Linked DNA regions of Homo sapiens: region 2 is linked to region 1. A link is a loop called in an ENCODE intact Hi-C map of the cell type or tissue named here. Cell type or tissue: OCI-LY7. All regions are shown on one strand. Each heading gives the region's core, and the rest is flanking DNA. Links, peaks and the distances in the headings are about the cores only.

Region 1 (8,337 bases), core at 105-8,104:
TCTTGTTGTTCATATAAAAACACACTTCTTATTAGTTTACCACTTGCCTTTTTCTATTGTTAATGTTCTGAATTTCCTTTTCTTGGCTTGTTTCTACTTCATTTTACCCTGGGTCACTTGCTGCCAGCAGTTTGTGAATGGTGTCTTTCAAATAACTTAGTTCTTATGGCTTCACTTAAAGACTGTCTCAAAAATACTTTGCTCTCTTCTTCTTTTTTGTTCATGGGACATGGTACCTAAGCAAATAGGAGTTGGGTTTGGTTTTTCTCCTAAAATAATGCTCAATACTTACCTAATCAAATGGCATCCATTTGAATAAAATGACAATAACTAAAGCTAGTTAATGTCAGTGACATTAAACTAACTCCAGGATTCAGGAGTTTTAATGTTAGAATTTAGATTTAACAGATAGAGTGTGGCTTCATTTGTCCATGGTAGCCCATCTCTCCTAAGACCTTTTCTAGTCTGTCTTCCTGCCTTCGAACTTGATGACAGTAAAACCCTGTTTAGTATTCTCTTGTGCATTTGGTTTGTTGGTTAGCCGACTGTCTTGAAACTATTCATTTTGCTTCTAGTTTTATTTTACAGAGGTAGCATTGGTGGGTTTTTTTTTTTTTTTCTGTCTCTGTGTTTGAAGTTTCAGTTTCTGTTTTCTAGGTAAGGCTTATTTTTGATTAGCAGTCAATGGCAAAGAAAAAGTAAATCAAAGATGACTTCTTTTCAAAATGTATTGTTTAGCACTTAACTCAGATGAATTTATAAATTATTAATCTTGATACTAAGGATTTGTTACTTTTTTGCATATTAGGTTAATTTTTACCTTACATGTGAGAGTCTTACCACTAAGCCATTCTGTCTCTGTACTGTTGGGAAGTTTTGGAAACCCCTGCCAGTGATCTGGTGATGATCTGATGATTTATTTAAAGAGCCGTTGATGCCTCCAGGAAACTTAAGTATTTTATTAATATATATATAGGAATTTTTTTTTATTTTGCTTTGTCTTTCTCTCCCTTCTTTTATCCTCATGTTCATTCTTCAAACCAGTGTTTTGGAAGTATGCATGCAGGCCTATAAATGAAAAACACAATTCTTTATGTGTATAGCATGTGTATTAATGTCTAACTACATACGCAAAAACTTCCTTTACAGAGGTTCGGACTAACATTTCACATGCACATTTCAAAACAAGATGTGTCATGAAAACAGCCCCTTTACCTGCCAAGACAAGCAGGGCTATATTTCAGTGACAGCTGATATTTGTTTTGAAAGTGAATCTCATAATATATATATGTATTACACATTATTATGACTAGAAGTATGTAAGAAATGATCAGAACAAAAGAAAATTTCTATTTTCATGCAAATATTTTTCATCAGTCATCACTCTCAAATATAAATTAAAATATAACACTCCTGAATGCCTGAGGCACGATCTGGATTTTAAATGTGTGGTATTCATTGAAAAGAAGCTCTCCACCCACTTGGTATTTCAAGAAAATTTAAAACGATCCCAAGGAAAGATGATTTGTATGTTAAAGTGACTGCACAAGTAAAAGTCCAATGTTGTGTGCATGAAAAGGATTCCTTGGTTATGTGCAGGGAATCATCTCACATGCTGTTTTTCCTATTTGGTTTGAGAAACAGGCTGACACTATTCTCTTTGATTAGAAAATAAACTCATAAAACTCATAATGTTGATATAATCAAGATGTAACCACTATAAATATGTAGAAGAGGAAGTTTTAAAAGACCTTAAGCTGGCATTGTGAAGGAACACCATGGTAGACTCTTTTTGTAAATGTATTTTGTATTTAATGAAATGCAGTATAAAGGTTGGTGAAGTGTAATATAATTGTGTAAACAAATCCTGTTAATAGAGAGATGTACAGAATCGTTTTGTACTGTATCTTGAAACTTGTGAAATAAAGATTCCACCTCTGGTTATCCTGTATGCTGTAATATACCACAACCAAGCACCTTTCCAGACAGACTTTTTTTAAGCTGAATGATTCAATTTTTTAATGTTTTTTGGAAATTCAGAAGCTTCTGAAAACATTCACTTGTGGCAATTTGAATTTATCTTTCATTTTAAACTCCTGAAATTCAGATTTTTACAAGTCCAATATTGCCCTAGGGAGAACATGAATTTGCTAAGAAATGTTATCTTTTAAATCTCTGATATCTTTGTCTTGAAGCAGCCTTGATATGTAGTAAGCGTGATTCACTTTAGCCTGATTATAATATTATTTATCTAAAGTTTGTTTATGCATTGCCTTGTCCCAGGAATTTTTTAAGAGGACTTGCAGAGACACGTACCACACAGTAACATTTAGACTAAATATGCTCTGAGTAAAGGAGAAATGAAAAAATATTAAATCAAGAGTGAACATGTACACAAAGTGCAATTGGAAGTGGGCTACAAATTTGGCCCCCAGCTTCCCAGCAGGCAACTCAAAGAGGTAACTGAGGTAAAATGTTCCAGCTCAGAAGCATTGGATCTTGGATAAAAAGCCTACATGATGCAAACTGTGGCAACTGAGATGTCAGATCTCAAGATCTCAAATTGTACTTGTGGGAGCACAGTCAGTGACCCCAGATGACCTTGACTGACCTAAAAGTTGTGGGGGAAGTCGGATGTCAGAGCCTTAACACCAGCAGGTGACCATCCAACCTGGGGCAATGCCTGCCTGTTCACCACTTAGCCTCTTTCTGGCAAGTCATTAGAATGTCCTCCATCTTCATTGGCTGCAACTTGATGAGCTACAGCCTCTTTCCTAACTTCCTTTATGATGCTAGTTTAGGTTGGTTATACCAGCTTGGAAGTATGCTTAGATTAAGTTACAGCAGATACACAAATTAGATGCAAGTAAAAAAAATCAGAATTTCTGTAGTAGAAACTACGAAAAATAAAAAGGAAAGTTTTTACTTTTTGGGTATTTTTTTACGAATAAGAAAAAGTGAGCGTTAATCAGTTCAAAAGGAGGTACTGCTGTGTAATGGGCTTTGTACGTTCCTTCTCATGTCACTTACGTCACTACTTCGCCATCAAATTGAACAAGCTTTTAATTAGATCCTGAAAATTCACTATGCTAGTAGTTTATTGGTAGTATTATATTTTGAGTAGAACTCTGATTTTCCCTAGAGGCCAAATTCTTTTTATCTGGGTTAATTTCTTTTAAACATAACAATGTTAATGCTGAATTGTATATTAAATCCCATTTCTAAAAACCACACAATTTTTTCTCATGTAAGTTGAGTGGAATGTGGTTAGTTAACTGAATTTGGAATGTTCATATAAATAATTTGTTGCTGCTCAATCCGGTTTCCCACTGCCTCCTCTCTACCGCCCAGTATAACCTCGTTAATTCACCTCTCGGACTTGGAAAGAATGTCTCATAAGTCTTGGGAGATAAGAGATTCAGGTATCCCAAGTAAGGATTCTAACTTCGAAAATGAATATGTCATTGAGTTTTACACGATTCAAGATTCAAACGTGGGCAACAGAAATCTCTGTTCTTGGAAACAGATTTATTTCAGGATGTGAAAGCCCAGCTGTGGGTTTCAGAGTTTGCACACCTGCATTTCCTCACCCTTCATCTGTGGCCATGCTCGTAGATGCTTTTCTTAGGAAAATTTGATTAATTGAACTTTTTTTGTTCTAAATGCAATCTGAAATGAGTAGAGACTAACGCTGGCTGTGCGTGCGTGTGTGAGTGCATGGTAGTGAGGGGTTGGGGAGCCTTCCAGCTGATTTTGTTTCCCTTAAGTACTAATGAAGAATTTACTTGAATTGTTCTAACCTGTACATGTATTTTCTTTGACCTATCATTTGGACAATGTTCTGTGGTTAACATCTTAAATTTTTTTTTTTTTTTTTTGAGACAGGGTCTCACTCTGTTGTCCAGGCTGAGTGCAGTGGCTTAGTTAGAGCCCACTGCAGCCTCAAAACTCCTGGGCTCAAGAAATTCTCCCACCCCAGCCTCCTGCATAGCTGGGAGTACTAGTGTGTGCCACCACGGACAGCTATTTTTTTATTTTTTGTAGAAACAGGGTCTCCCTATGTTTCCCAGGCTGGTCTCAAACTCCTGGTCTCAAGCGATCCTCCCACCTCAACCTCCCAAAGTGCTGGGATTACAGGTGTGAGCCACTGTACCCAGCCCATCTTACTTCTTTCAGTGCATGGAAATTTACTTCCAGGACCGCGAGAGCTGAGAAGAGCACGGTATTTTCCCTTTAGCCTTCTTTGGACCGTAGCTGAAGTATGTGCTGTAGGTGAAAGCACCCACACTGGGCCTGTAAAGAACTGCCTTTATTTCAAAAGGAGGAAAAAGTAATTGAAGCCTTAAGTTTGTGTAATTGGTATCTGTATTTCATCACTCATTTGAGACTTAAAAGTAATTAAAGCCTCATAACTAGACTGATGTTTTGTGTTCTCACATTAGCTAAACCAAAGAATCTATTGAGTCTCAACACAGTACATTAAGTTAAGAGAGCACATTTGTGCCTTCGAGCAGTTAAATAGAGGAGAAACCCATGAACAGAGATGAAACCCCAATTTACAGAGAAATGAAACTCCATGTCATCTGACCTATTGCCACTACTTAAAGGGGCTTTGTAATTGTGAGTCACCATTTCAGGGCAGGCCATTATGACAAATCAGACAGATGCATAAGGGAAAGGTCCATGGCTGGGTGCAGTGGCTCACGCCTGTAATCCCAGCAGTTTGGGAGGCCGAGGCGGGCGGATCACGAGGTCAGGAGTTCGAGACTAGCCTCGCCAACATGGTGAAACCCCTTCTCTACTAAAAATACAAAAATTAGCTGGGCATGGTGGTGCGCGCCTGTAATCTGAGCTACTTCGGAGGCTGAGGCAGGAGAATGGCTTGAACCCAGGAGGTGGAGGTTGCAGTGAGCTGAGATCGTGCCACTGCACTCCAGCCTGGGTAACACAGCAAGACTCCGTCTCAAAAAAAAAAAAAAAAGATCCAGACACAACCAACCGTTTGATCCTCGCATGAGTTCTTCTGAGTTGCCCAATCCCCTCCCAAACAGATTAGTGATAGTCAGTCCTAGCCCCACTGAATGGCCCTATGCGAAGGAAAACGGGAAGGACGCCATAGCGAGAAAGTTCTGGACTGCAGTCGAGTCTTCACAGTGGTTGGGTGACCCCAGACAAGTCATTCGCTGTACAGGGTTCTCATAGGCATCAAGAGACTGGGTACTGGGGATGGTCCTTAAGGTCCTGTCCAGCTGTGGGAGGTCTTAAGTGCCAAAAGAAACCAAATTGACTTTTTATTCCACTGACACCAGACCCTTTACAAGGCTTCCTGGTGGAAATGACAACATTCCACTGTCCTAAAATGGTTGACTCCAAACAATTTATAAGTAAAGTTTATGTTAAAGAGGTCAATATTAAAGTTTATACATAAGGGGTCGGGCGCAGTGGCTCATGCCTGTAATCCCAACACATTGGGAGGCCGAGGCAGGCAGATCGCTTGAGGTCAGGAGTTTGAGACCAGCCTAGGCAACATGGTGAAACCCCGTCTCTACAAAAAAAAAAAAAAAAAAAAAAAAAAAAATTAGCTGGGCATGGTGGCGTACGCCTGTGGTCTCAGCTACCTGGAAGGTTGGGAGGCTGGGGTGGGAAGATCACTTGGGCCTGGGAGGTGGAAATTGCAGTGAGCCAAGATCATACTACTGCATTCCAAACTGGGTGACAGAGTGAGACCCTGTCTCAAAATTTAAAATAAAGTTTATAACATAAGGTTTCATGTGGGCATTCATTCAACAGCCTTTATTAATCACCTACTATCTTCCAGACCCTGAAGTGTAAAATGAATTTAAAGATGAGTATGAATGAAAGACTGAAATGAAAGAGGCTGTTTTCCTCTGCGGGTCATCTTCACCATTGACTGAACACAATATGTGACAGATGCTAAGTGTTTTACATCCATTATTGAATTTAATCTTCAGTACTCCAGGATGTCAGTACTAGTCATGTCATTCTCATTTAACAGATGAGGCAACAGGCTTGGACAAGCTAAGCAACTTGCTCAAGGTCACTCAGCTAGTGTTAGTCATAAAACTCGAATTCAAATAAAGAACTGGGCAGGGCATGGCGACTCACACCTGTAATCCCAGCACTTTGGGAGGCCAAGGCAGGTGGATCACCTGAGGTCAGGAGTTTGAGACCAGCCTGGCCAACATGGTGAAACCCCGTCTCTATTAATAATACAAAAATTAGTTGGGTGTGGTGGTGCATGCCTGTAATCCCAGATACTCGGGAGGCTGAGGCAGGAGAATTGCTTGAACCTGGAAGACGGAGGTTTCAGTGAGCCGAGATTATGCCACTGCACCCCAGCCTGGGGGACAGAGTGAGACTCTGTCTCAAAATTTAAAAAAAATTGTCTTGGCTAAAAGCACCCAAGTTGTAAACTGTTATGTTATGCTGTCCCCTTAATACAGCTTGGTAAGGTTTACAGTGGAGTTATAAACGCAGTGCCCATGAAGGAACAGGAAAGAGTAACAACAAAATGAGCAACGTTTCTCCCAAGTGTGCGTCATCCTAGTCCATGCTCACAAGTGCTGTTCTATGCTTAGCATGTGCTGCTAAAGCAGTGTTTGCAGACATCTGCTGCTTTACAGTTGTAAAGACATAAAAAAACAGCTAGAGCACATCGGGATTGGCTTGTCTCTGCTCCACCATGTCTAGTGTGAGGTGAGATGGCTTGACTGGTTTGAGGAGCCATGTGGCTGGGACCGCAGCCTTTTTTCGTTTGACATACACCTGGAGCTGAACATCCAACATGGCTCCTTCACACACATGCCTGGTGCCCAGGCTGGGCTGGCCAGCATCACCCTCTCCACGTGTGGGGATCTCGGGGCAGACAAAACTGCCTCAGAGTGAGCACTCCAAGAGCCAAGATGGTGCTCAGGGGCTTCTTAGGACTAGACTTAGAAATCTCAACCATTGGCCAGGTGTGGTGGGTCATGCCTGTAATCCCAGCACTTTGGGAGGCCGAGGCAGGCAGATCATGAGGTCAGGAGATCGAGACCATCCAGGCTAACATGGTGAAACCCCACCTCAACTAAAAATACAAAAAATTAGCCAGGCGTGGTGGTGGACACCTGTAGTCCCAGCTACTCGGGAGGATGAGGCAGGAGAATGGCATGAACCCAGGAGGCAGAGCTTGCAGTGAGCCCAGCTTGCACCACTGCACTCCAGCCTGGGCAACAGAGCAAGACTCTATCTCAAAAAACAACAACAACAACAACAACAACAACAACAACAAAAACACTCAACCATCATTCCACTGCATCCTATTGGTCCACAGGTCACTTGGGCCAGCCCAGATTCAAGGGTTGCTGGTTGGAGAAACAGGATCCACCTCCCAGTGGAGGAGTGACTTGGGCATCCAAGGAGGGAAGGAGTGGATGGTGGCCCTCTTCAGATGAGGCTGCCACAATCACAAATTCATTCTTCTCCATGGTATCAGCAAACTTTATAGTTAGTAAATAGTTACGGAAAACATCAGCGTTTGACTTGCTTCTAGATCACATCTCTGTGTATAACTTATGCTATCAATTGCTATCAAGTGTAATACAGGGTGACACAGTGAATCGGGTATCAGCACTACCTTCAAGGACTCCCTAAACAGTGGCCTTCAGGCGCTTGGCAAGACTAACGCTACTTCCCTGGTTGGAATTTGTAAGAGCTTCTCATTTAACTGCTACCAACTCAGTTTGTCTACAAATTTAGAATGAGACCTCCCACATCCATTTACCTGAAATAGCTGAGCTAATGGAGATTAATGGAACTAACGGGGGAGTGTGTGCGTGAGCAGTATTCATCATACCTATTTCAATTCTCCTCACTGCTGGGGCCTCAACACTATGCTGTGCCTTTTTTCCCTCCCTCTGCCCTCTGCCCAAGCTCACTCTCCTCCAAGTCTCTGCTCAGACTTGCCTGACTGCCCCCCCATTAAATCAAGACCATCTGTTATACATCCCCCGTGTTTTCCCTTTATAGCACTTATTGATTATGGTATTTAATTAATCTTCATATCCCTATTGTTAAATCTCAAAAGGACAGGCACCAGTCCATCTCACCCACCAGTGTGGTGTGTGCCCAGAGCTTGGCACAATGTCCAACACTTAGGACTGATTAATAGTTGAATTACAAATTAGCCAGACATGATGGTGCATACCTGTAATCCCAGCCACTAGGGAGACTGAGGCATGAGAATCGCTTGAAGCCGGGATGCGGAGGTTGCAGTGAGCCAAGATGATGCCGCTGCACTCCAGCCTGGGCGACGGCCACGGAGGGAGACTCCATCTA
Region 2 (8,337 bases), core at 109-8,108, 540 kb after region 1:
CGATTAATTTCTGTTTCACTTAAGCTAGCTCATGTGTGTTCTGTTTTTTTTTTTTTTTTTTTTTTGGTGGGGGGACTCATAGCTTGAATACAACAATAAGTACTTTATTTTTATTTATTTATTTATTTATTTATTTATTTATTTATTTATTTATTGAGACAGACTCTTACTCTGTCTTACTCCAGAAGGCTGGAGTGCAGTGGTGCAATCTCGGCTCACTGCAACCTCTGCCTTCTGGGTTCAAACAATTCTCCTGCCTCAGCCTCTCAAATAGCAGGGATTACAGGTGCTCAGCACCACACCCAGCTAATTATTGTAGTTTTAGTAGAGGCAGGGTTTCACCATGCTGGCCAGGCTGGTCTTGAACTCCTGACCTCAAGTGATCCACCCACCTTGGCCTCCAAAAGTGCTGGGATTATAGGCATGAGCCACTGTGCCCAGCCAAGCACTTTATTCTTATCAGCTTATTTTGCTTTTAGGGAAGAGTACCTTTACTCATTGGTATACCTGTTTTTCATTTGTTTGTTTGTTTTTGTTTTTTGCTTTCTCACCACTGCCATTTACATGTAACAAGTGTACTGATTAAAAAGTTGGGTTTCGGAAATAGTCTTCTTGCCTGGATTTGAATCCTGGCTCTGCCACTTAAGTTACTTTGCTCCTTTAAGCCTTAGTTCTGTTTTCTGTAAAATGGGGATGATAATAATAATGTTATGAGGATCAAATGAGAGAGCATACATAAAGCACTTAGTACAGAAATTAGTCCATAGGAAACTGTAAATCAATAGCTATTATTATTTCAATAAAGTTGAACATTATTATGCCTTTGTATAAATGTAAGCAAGTAATATACCAGTTATAGTCTCATAATTTTACAGAAAAAAAATTAAAACAAATATTCTTTTTTGTCTTGGTTTATATATGTTTCCAGTTATGGGGTCTCCTATTTATTTAGAAGGTTGCTTTAAGATTATGGTTTGAATCCAGGCTTTTCTAGCTACTTAACTACTGGGAGCGTTAGTAGTTCTTCATTTGCAAAAAAGGGACTACTTTGTTCATTTAAGAAGTAAATATTGAATGTGCCGGACACTCAGACACTATGCTGGGGCCTGGGAATAGATGAACAAGAGCTAGTATATGCCCTCAGGGAGGTTAGAAATCCTGCCTTGTAAGATTGGCCTGAGGTTAAGCCAAGCTTTGCAGAGATACTTTACTGTATGCAAAGTATCTGTCATACCTAGGTGCTCAGTAAATGGTGGTTCTCGCGTTTGTACCTCTGATGTTCTGATTTCCAGCTATGTGCTCCAATCGTTAAATCCAGTATGTTTCTACTTTATCGATGTTTTAAAAAACATTTCCTGTTGACCTTTAATTTTAAGGTCTGCTCAATAAACTTTTGCCAAAGGATGGTCTTTGAGTTCTTAGACAAGAAATCATTATCTTCTTCCTGACCCTTAAAATTGGCTGTGCCATAGTTTGCTGAACCATCTGGTACTGTAAAGCAGTTTTAGGATGAAGGCCATTATTTGTGTAACTTATTAAGACAGGAGGCTTGAAAGCTGGGAATTAACTGCAGAGGGTGGGGGAAGTGTGTCACAGTGTTTGCAGGAAAGATGTGTAGCACATCCTCAGCTGGTGGTTGCATAGGACTCTCCACAGTAAGTGACTTGCTTGCATGGATCCTAATGGTAGGTCGGGCTTGTCTGAAGTCTGCCATCTTATTTCTTGTATATCGGACCTCCCTGGCATCAGAGTCTCAAATATTTTGCAATCTAAGGCTTATTTCCCACACATAAATATTCCTTTCTAGCTACTAATCTCTTTCTTCACATATGCAGACTTCCTAAAAGAATGATTTATACACAGTGCTTCTGCTTTTTCACCTCCTATTTACTCCACAACCTGGCATCGTCCTCACCTAAGCATTTTACTGAGACTGCTTTTGATACAGTCACTAGCACTTCCAAAGGATACTTTCTATTCCTTTTCCTACTTGACGTATTTGTTGGATTTGTCCCTCAGAGTTCACTCAGCATTTGCCCCTAAACAGATGAGACAGATGTCCCATAGTAATTTTAACAGGGAAAGCTTAACATACAGCAGAGGTTGATAAGCCATATCCCATGGGCTAAATTTAGCTTACCACAGGTCAAATCAAGCTACCCCATTCATTTATAATTGTCTGTGCTTTTGTGCTACAGCTGGCAGAGGCTCACAGTTGGGCAGAGAAAAAAAATTTGCTGACTCCTGATATAATTAACTATAAGGGGATTATCTGTAAAAGGACAGAGATGACTCTAAAGAATCCCCTGGGCTGACAGACAGTGCCCAAAGGAGATATAAACTTAGAGGGGGCTCTCTGCAAGGCTGGGATTCCTACCTTGTTGGAGGTGTGGCTATAGCTCCCTGAATGGTGGAGAGACTTACTGAGTTACTGGGGCCATAGCTGATCCACAGTTGCTGGGGAAGGAGAGGACACTGTTCCTAATTAAAGGCGGAGTGACGCTGGAAGGCAGGGAACCACACCACGAATGATGGGCAGGAAACACCTCTCCAGGATGCTGGTAGGGTGAAGCTGGGGGATTGACTGTGAGGTTGTCTGTCAGATTCAGTAAGAATCTGAGTAGGGGGTGGGGCTACTGAAACTTGATGGGAAGCTGCCCAATGTGGGTACTGCTGAAACTTGATGGAGTTGAGTACCACTGGATATCCTCACACAGGATGCTGAAATGAAAATGCAACAAATGGAAAACATGGAACCAGAAAGAGAAGCGCCTTCCTTCTGCAGTGTCCTTTTAAAAAATCATTATTATTATTATTATTATTTGGTTTCAATAGCTTTAGGGCAGGGGTCCCCAACCTTTTTGGCACCAGAGGCACTTTTCATGGAGGACAATTTTTTCACAGACTGGGAGGCAGAGAGAAGGATGGTTTTGGGATGATTCAAGTGCATTGCATTTATTGTGTACTTTATTTCTGTTATTATTACACTGTAATATATAAAGAAATAATTATGCAACTCACCATAGAGTCAGTGGGAGCCCTGAGCTTTTTTTTCCTGCAACTAGACAGTCCCGTCTTGGGGTCATGGGAGACAGTGACACCCAAAGTGTGTTGCTTACGTCCATTCTACTCTGTAGTCTCATTTTTGTTGCTGTCACTGCAGAAAAACCTGCTTCACAAAGATAAGATGTTGGAAATGGAAGCAGGCTTTTTGGTGCACAAGGCAATCTCAGGATATTTTGCCTTGACTTAAATCCAGAACATATAGAGGTTTGAAGTTGTCTCAGACATACTTTTAAGGCCAGAGTCATTTGCAATCTCAGGAAGTTGATCCTCTTCTAGCATGGACAAAGTTGATTCACCTGGTTTATTTACAAGTGGGTTGCGGAACCATTTCTTCCCAATTTGGGGATCTTTTATGGTTGAGAAGTATGTTGGTCCATTCTCATGCTGCTATGAAGAAATACCCGAGACTGGGTAATTTATAAAGGAAAGAGGTTTAATTGACCCATAGTTCCGCATGGCTGCGGAGGCCTCAGGAAACCTACAATCGTGGTGGAAGGGATGCAAACACATCCTTCTTCACATGGCATCAGGAGAGAGAAGTGCCAGGTGAAGGAGGAAAAGCCCCTTATAAAACCATCAGATCTTGTGAGAACTCACTACTATCATGAGAACAGCATGGGGGTAACTGCCCCTATGAGTCAATTACCTCCCACCAGTCTCTCCCACGACACATGGGGATTACGAGAACTACAATTCAAGATGAGATTTGGGTGGAGACACAGCCAGACTATATTAGGAAGTAATACTCAAACTCCTTTGAAAGCTGAGATAGATGATCATACACCAGCTGGGAGAAAGAAGGCCCTGGCTCAGTCTCTTTCAAAATCTCTGCTAATATTTGAAACATGTCAAAAATCCCAATGTTCACTGGTTGCCCCCATAATTCTAGTTTTCTCTGAATGCATCCACTTTATCTGCTGACTTGAACACAGTTGTCGTTTTCCCGTGAAGTGACAGGTTGAGTTTGTGGAGCAGGTTGAATTTGAATATGTCAGTCACACAAGTAAACAAGTTTTACAACCCATTCTGTGTCACTGAAATGTGCTGCCAGTAGTGACTGTATTTCTAAAAGAACTCTCTGGAGCAGCTGTTGTAACTCAAAATCTCTGGCCAGTGATCTACCTTTAGAAAGCCATCTCACTTCTGTGTATAAGAGATGATGTGTGTGCTCTGCATCTCCTCACAGAGCTGCAAGAACAGACATGAGTTAAGGGCATGTACTTTAATGTGGCTGATAATTTTAATCACATCCTGCAAAACGTTGTTAGGTTCAGGTGACATTGTTCAGCTACCCAGCATTTCTCCATGGATGACACAGTGCATAGACTCATATTCAGAAGCACCCTCTTTGACTTGAGTAGTGAAACCAGCAAGCCGTTCAGTCATGGCAGCTGCTTCGTCTGTGCACATACCAACACAAAATGACCAATGTGGTTTTCCTGTTAGGTAATCATTCAAAGACTTTAATAGTTCTGCAGCTGTGGTGTTGGTTGGCAACAAAAGTACGCATATCGTATCCTCATGCACATCCTCCTGAAAAATATATCACATAAAAACAAGCATTCTTGCCTTATCGTCAACATTGACAGGCTCATCAACCTGGATTGCATACCACGATGACTCATTAATCCTCTTTAACAGTTGTACCTCACTATCCTCTGTTATTTCATCATTCATCTAGTTATAGTGCTAGCCAAAAGAGGAACACGTGCCACCTTTTGAACTGCAACCTCTCCTAAAAGTTCATGACAAATGTCCTTAGCAGCAAGCAGGTCAACTCTTCACCAATAGTAAAGGACTTCTTAGCTTTAGCAATGTGGTTAGCCACTGAGAATGATGCTCGCAGTACAGATGCATTTGATGAAGTGGTGGCCTTCAATAATTGCTTCTGTTCTTTGTGTTCATGTTTTTTTCTTTTGAAAAACTCCAGAGGCTTGTCTTTTAATGCAGTGTGCATGGTCTCCATGTGGTGAAGCAGTTTTGAAGGTTTCGTGGCTTTATTGCATAGCTGGTCATCACATACACAAAGCAGGCTTGGAGAAGGCGAATCACCTGTTGCAATGAACTCTTAATTTAAGGAGGACTCTTGGTAATTTTTTTAAATGGAGTTTTCTTCTTGTTGGCACTTTTAGCATCTTCTGCTGTCCCATCATTGGATCTTTCCCCCTTTTCAAAGAAGCTCTCCAGTGACATTTGTTTTTTACTCATTTTGGCTAGGGGTAGCTTGCGGGCTTACCAAAACAGTGACTGAGACAAGTGCATAGTGCAGGAAAGAGGTATGGACAGAAGTGGTAAATAAAATAATGGGCGGGCCATGTGCGGACTGAAGTATCAGATCCTGACTTAAAGCCTGCCGCCAGATGCAGCTTGTCACTTGCCACTCACTGATAGGGTTTTGATATGAGTCTGCAAGCAGTAGATTTACTACGGTCTCTGGGCAGTCAAACCTCTCTGCTAATGTTAATTTGTATTTGTAGCTGCTCCCAGCACTAGAATCACCACCTCAGCTCCACCTCAGGTCATCAGACATTAGATTCTCATAAGGAACACACAACCTAGATCCCTTGCATGTACAGTTCACAGTAGAGCTTGTGCTCCTAGGACAATCTAATGCCACCGCTGATCTGACAGAAAGTGGAGCTCAGGTGGTAATGCAAGTGAAGGGGGCAGCTGTAAATACAGATGAAACTTTGCTCACCCACCCGCTGTTCACCTGCTGCTCTGCATCCCGGTTCCTAACAGGCCACGGACTGGTAGTGGTCCTTGGCTCATGGCTGGAGACCCCTGCTTTAGGATGTAAGTGGTTTTTGGTTACATGGATGAATCGTATAGTGGTGAAGTCTGGGATTTTAGGCACCTGTCACCTGAGTAGTGTACATTGTACCCAATAGGTAGTTTTTCATCCCTCAACCCCCTCTCACACTGCCCCCTTCCAAGTCTCCAGTGTCCACTCTACCACTCTGTATGTCTTTGTGTACTCATAGCTTAGCTCCCACTTGTAAGTGAGAACATGAAATAGTTGGCTTTTGATTTCTGAGTTACTTAGAATAATAGCCTCCAGTTCTAACCAAGTTGCTGCAAAATACATTATTTTGTTCTTCTTTATGGCTGAGTAGTATTCCATGGTATACATATATACCACATTTTCCTTATGCACTCATCAGTTGATGGGCACTTAGGTTGATTCCATATCGTTGCAATTGTGAATTGTGCTGTGACAAACATAGATGTGCAGATGTCTTTTTGACATAGTGACTTATTTTCCTTTGGGTAGATACCCTGTAGTGGGATTCCTGATTCAAATGATAGATCTACTTTTAGTTCTTTGAGAAATCTCCATACTATTTTCCATAGAGGTTGTACTGATTTACATTTCCATCAGTAGTGTATAAGCATTCTCATTTCATTACATCCACACCAATATCTATTGTTGTTTGACATTTTAATAATGGCCATTCTGCTGGGATAAGATGGTATCTTATTGTGGCTTTCATTTGGATTTCTCTGATTAGTGATGTTGATCATTTTTTTTCATGTTTGTTGGCCATTTGTATATCTTCTTTTGAGAACTGTCTGTTTATGTCATTTGCCCACTTTTTAATAGGATTACTTTTTTTTTTCTGATATGTTTGAGTTCCTTGTAGATTCTGGATATTAGCCCTTTGTTGGATATATAATTTGCAAGTATTTTCTCCCATCCTGTAGGTTGTTTGCTCTGATGATTATTTCTTTTGCTGTGCAGAAACTTTTTAGTTTAATTAGGTCCCATTTATTTTTGTTTTTGTTGCATTTGCATTTGTGGTCTTAGTCATAAATTTGTTGCCTAGGCCAATGTCCAGAAGAGTTTTTCCTAGGTTTTCTTCTTAAATTTTTTATAGGTTTAGGTCTTAGATTTAAATCTTTAATCCATCTCGAGTTAATTATGTATATGGAGAGTGACAGGGATCTACCTTCTTTCTCAGGAACGCCTGTGATTCTTAGGTTTGGCCATTTTACATAATTCCATATTTCTTGGAGATTTTCTTCATATCTATTCATTCTTCTTTCTTTATTTTTGTCTGATTGGGTTACTTAGAAAGCCTTGTTTTCGAGCTCTGAAATTCTTTTTTCTTCTTGGTCTAGTCTACTGTTAAGATTTTTCGCTGCATTTTGTAGTTCCCTAAATGTGTCTTTCACTTCCAAAAGTTCTGGTTTGTTTTTCTTTACAATGTCTGTCTCTTTAGAACATTTTTCATTCATGTCCTGAATTGTTTCATTAATTTCTTTATGTTGGTTTTCACCTTTCCTTTTTATCTCCTTGAATAATTTAATAATCAACCTTTTGAATTTTTTATCTGGTATTTCAAAAATTTCATCTTGGTTTGGATCCATTGCTGGAGAGTTAGTGTGATCTTTTGGGAGTGTTATAGAACTCTGTTCTTTCATATTGCCAGAATTATTTTTCTAGTTTCCTTCTTATTTGGGTAGACTGTTTCTTCTAATTATTTTTGAATTTGTTTTTGATTGGACAGGGATTTTTAAAAACTTTCTTCTCCCCGCTGCCCCACCTTGAGGATGTAACTTTAATGTTTATAGTTGATTGTCACCTAGTTTTGGCTTTGGGTACTTTCAATGGCAAAGACTCTGTGTGAGTTTCCTGGTTATAGAAAATCTTTGTGTGATGGCTTTCTCTGATGCTGGTTGTAGTAGCGATGTGCTGGGTGTGTGAGCAGGTTTACTCTCTCCTGTGGGGCTGGAATGGTAGAAATCTTATGAAGCTTATCTCATTCCTCAGAGGTATGCACTTAAAATTTTATTTTCCTGTTGTTTTATTTACTGGGTTGAACAGTTCAGGCTTCAGGCCAGTAGGAGGTGCCCATGGTGAAAAACAGCTACAACTAAAGCAGTTGGGTAAATGCAGTATCCCAGTGGTGGGCAGAGGTCACAGCCTCAACAGAGATGGCTGGGAAAGCTCTCAGTGAAATGCACTGAGGTCTTTTTGGTGGGCAAGGGAGGGAGCCACCACAGCCTCCCTTCTGGGCCACTGGGAAAGCAATCCACCTCCCAGTCACACTCTGCACGAAGTGCTCTGGCTATTCAGATCAGACAGGCACCTCTTTTCATGCATGTAGAGGCGGACTGTGACTCTAGCTGTCTTGCAAGCCTGAACCTGGAGGACATTCCTCTTGTGGGGGTGCAGTCACCCTGAAGTGTTATGGAAAGGCTGTCTACAGATGCACCCATGCCATGCTCCTGTGGGAGGAGCCCCAGCTGTGTCTGCAGTGCTGAGTG

What was found. Peaks named below come from ENCODE experiments on the same cell type or tissue, not always from the same donor. Only the 100,000 strongest peaks of a DNase experiment are listed, where the experiment ranks them.
Region 2: it touches region 1 in a loop (12-fold over the local background); 3 of 110 quality-filtered maps call a loop at or near these places.

The regions. Positions count from the first base shown.
Region 1 is chr14:81,466,527-81,474,863 of GRCh38, reverse strand. It overlaps SEL1L (SEL1L adaptor subunit of SYVN1 ubiquitin ligase), which reads left to right. Exons shown (of 21, transcript NM_005065.6): 21 at 1-3,317. Among named protein-coding and RNA genes, the nearest start is that of LINC02308, 21 kb to the right of the region's middle. RefSeq lists an enhancer at 4,279-4,338. In OCI-LY7, for the core only: no CTCF peak of the experiment used is centred there; DNase peaks (open chromatin) are centred at 543, 3,593, 4,243, 4,593 and 1 weaker place; H3K4me3 peaks cover 3,140 bases; H3K27ac peaks cover 6,462 bases.
Region 2 is chr14:80,927,375-80,935,711 of GRCh38, reverse strand. All of the region lies in intron 2 of CEP128 (centrosomal protein 128), which reads left to right. Among named protein-coding and RNA genes, the nearest start is that of CEP128, 10 kb to the left of the region's middle. RefSeq lists enhancers at 3,725-3,774, 4,585-4,654, 4,675-4,804. In OCI-LY7, for the core only: CTCF peaks have their summits at 7,701 and 7,900 (motif pointing right); DNase peaks (open chromatin) are centred at 4,481, 5,401 and 5,681; H3K4me3 peaks cover 3,158 bases; H3K27ac peaks cover 5,979 bases.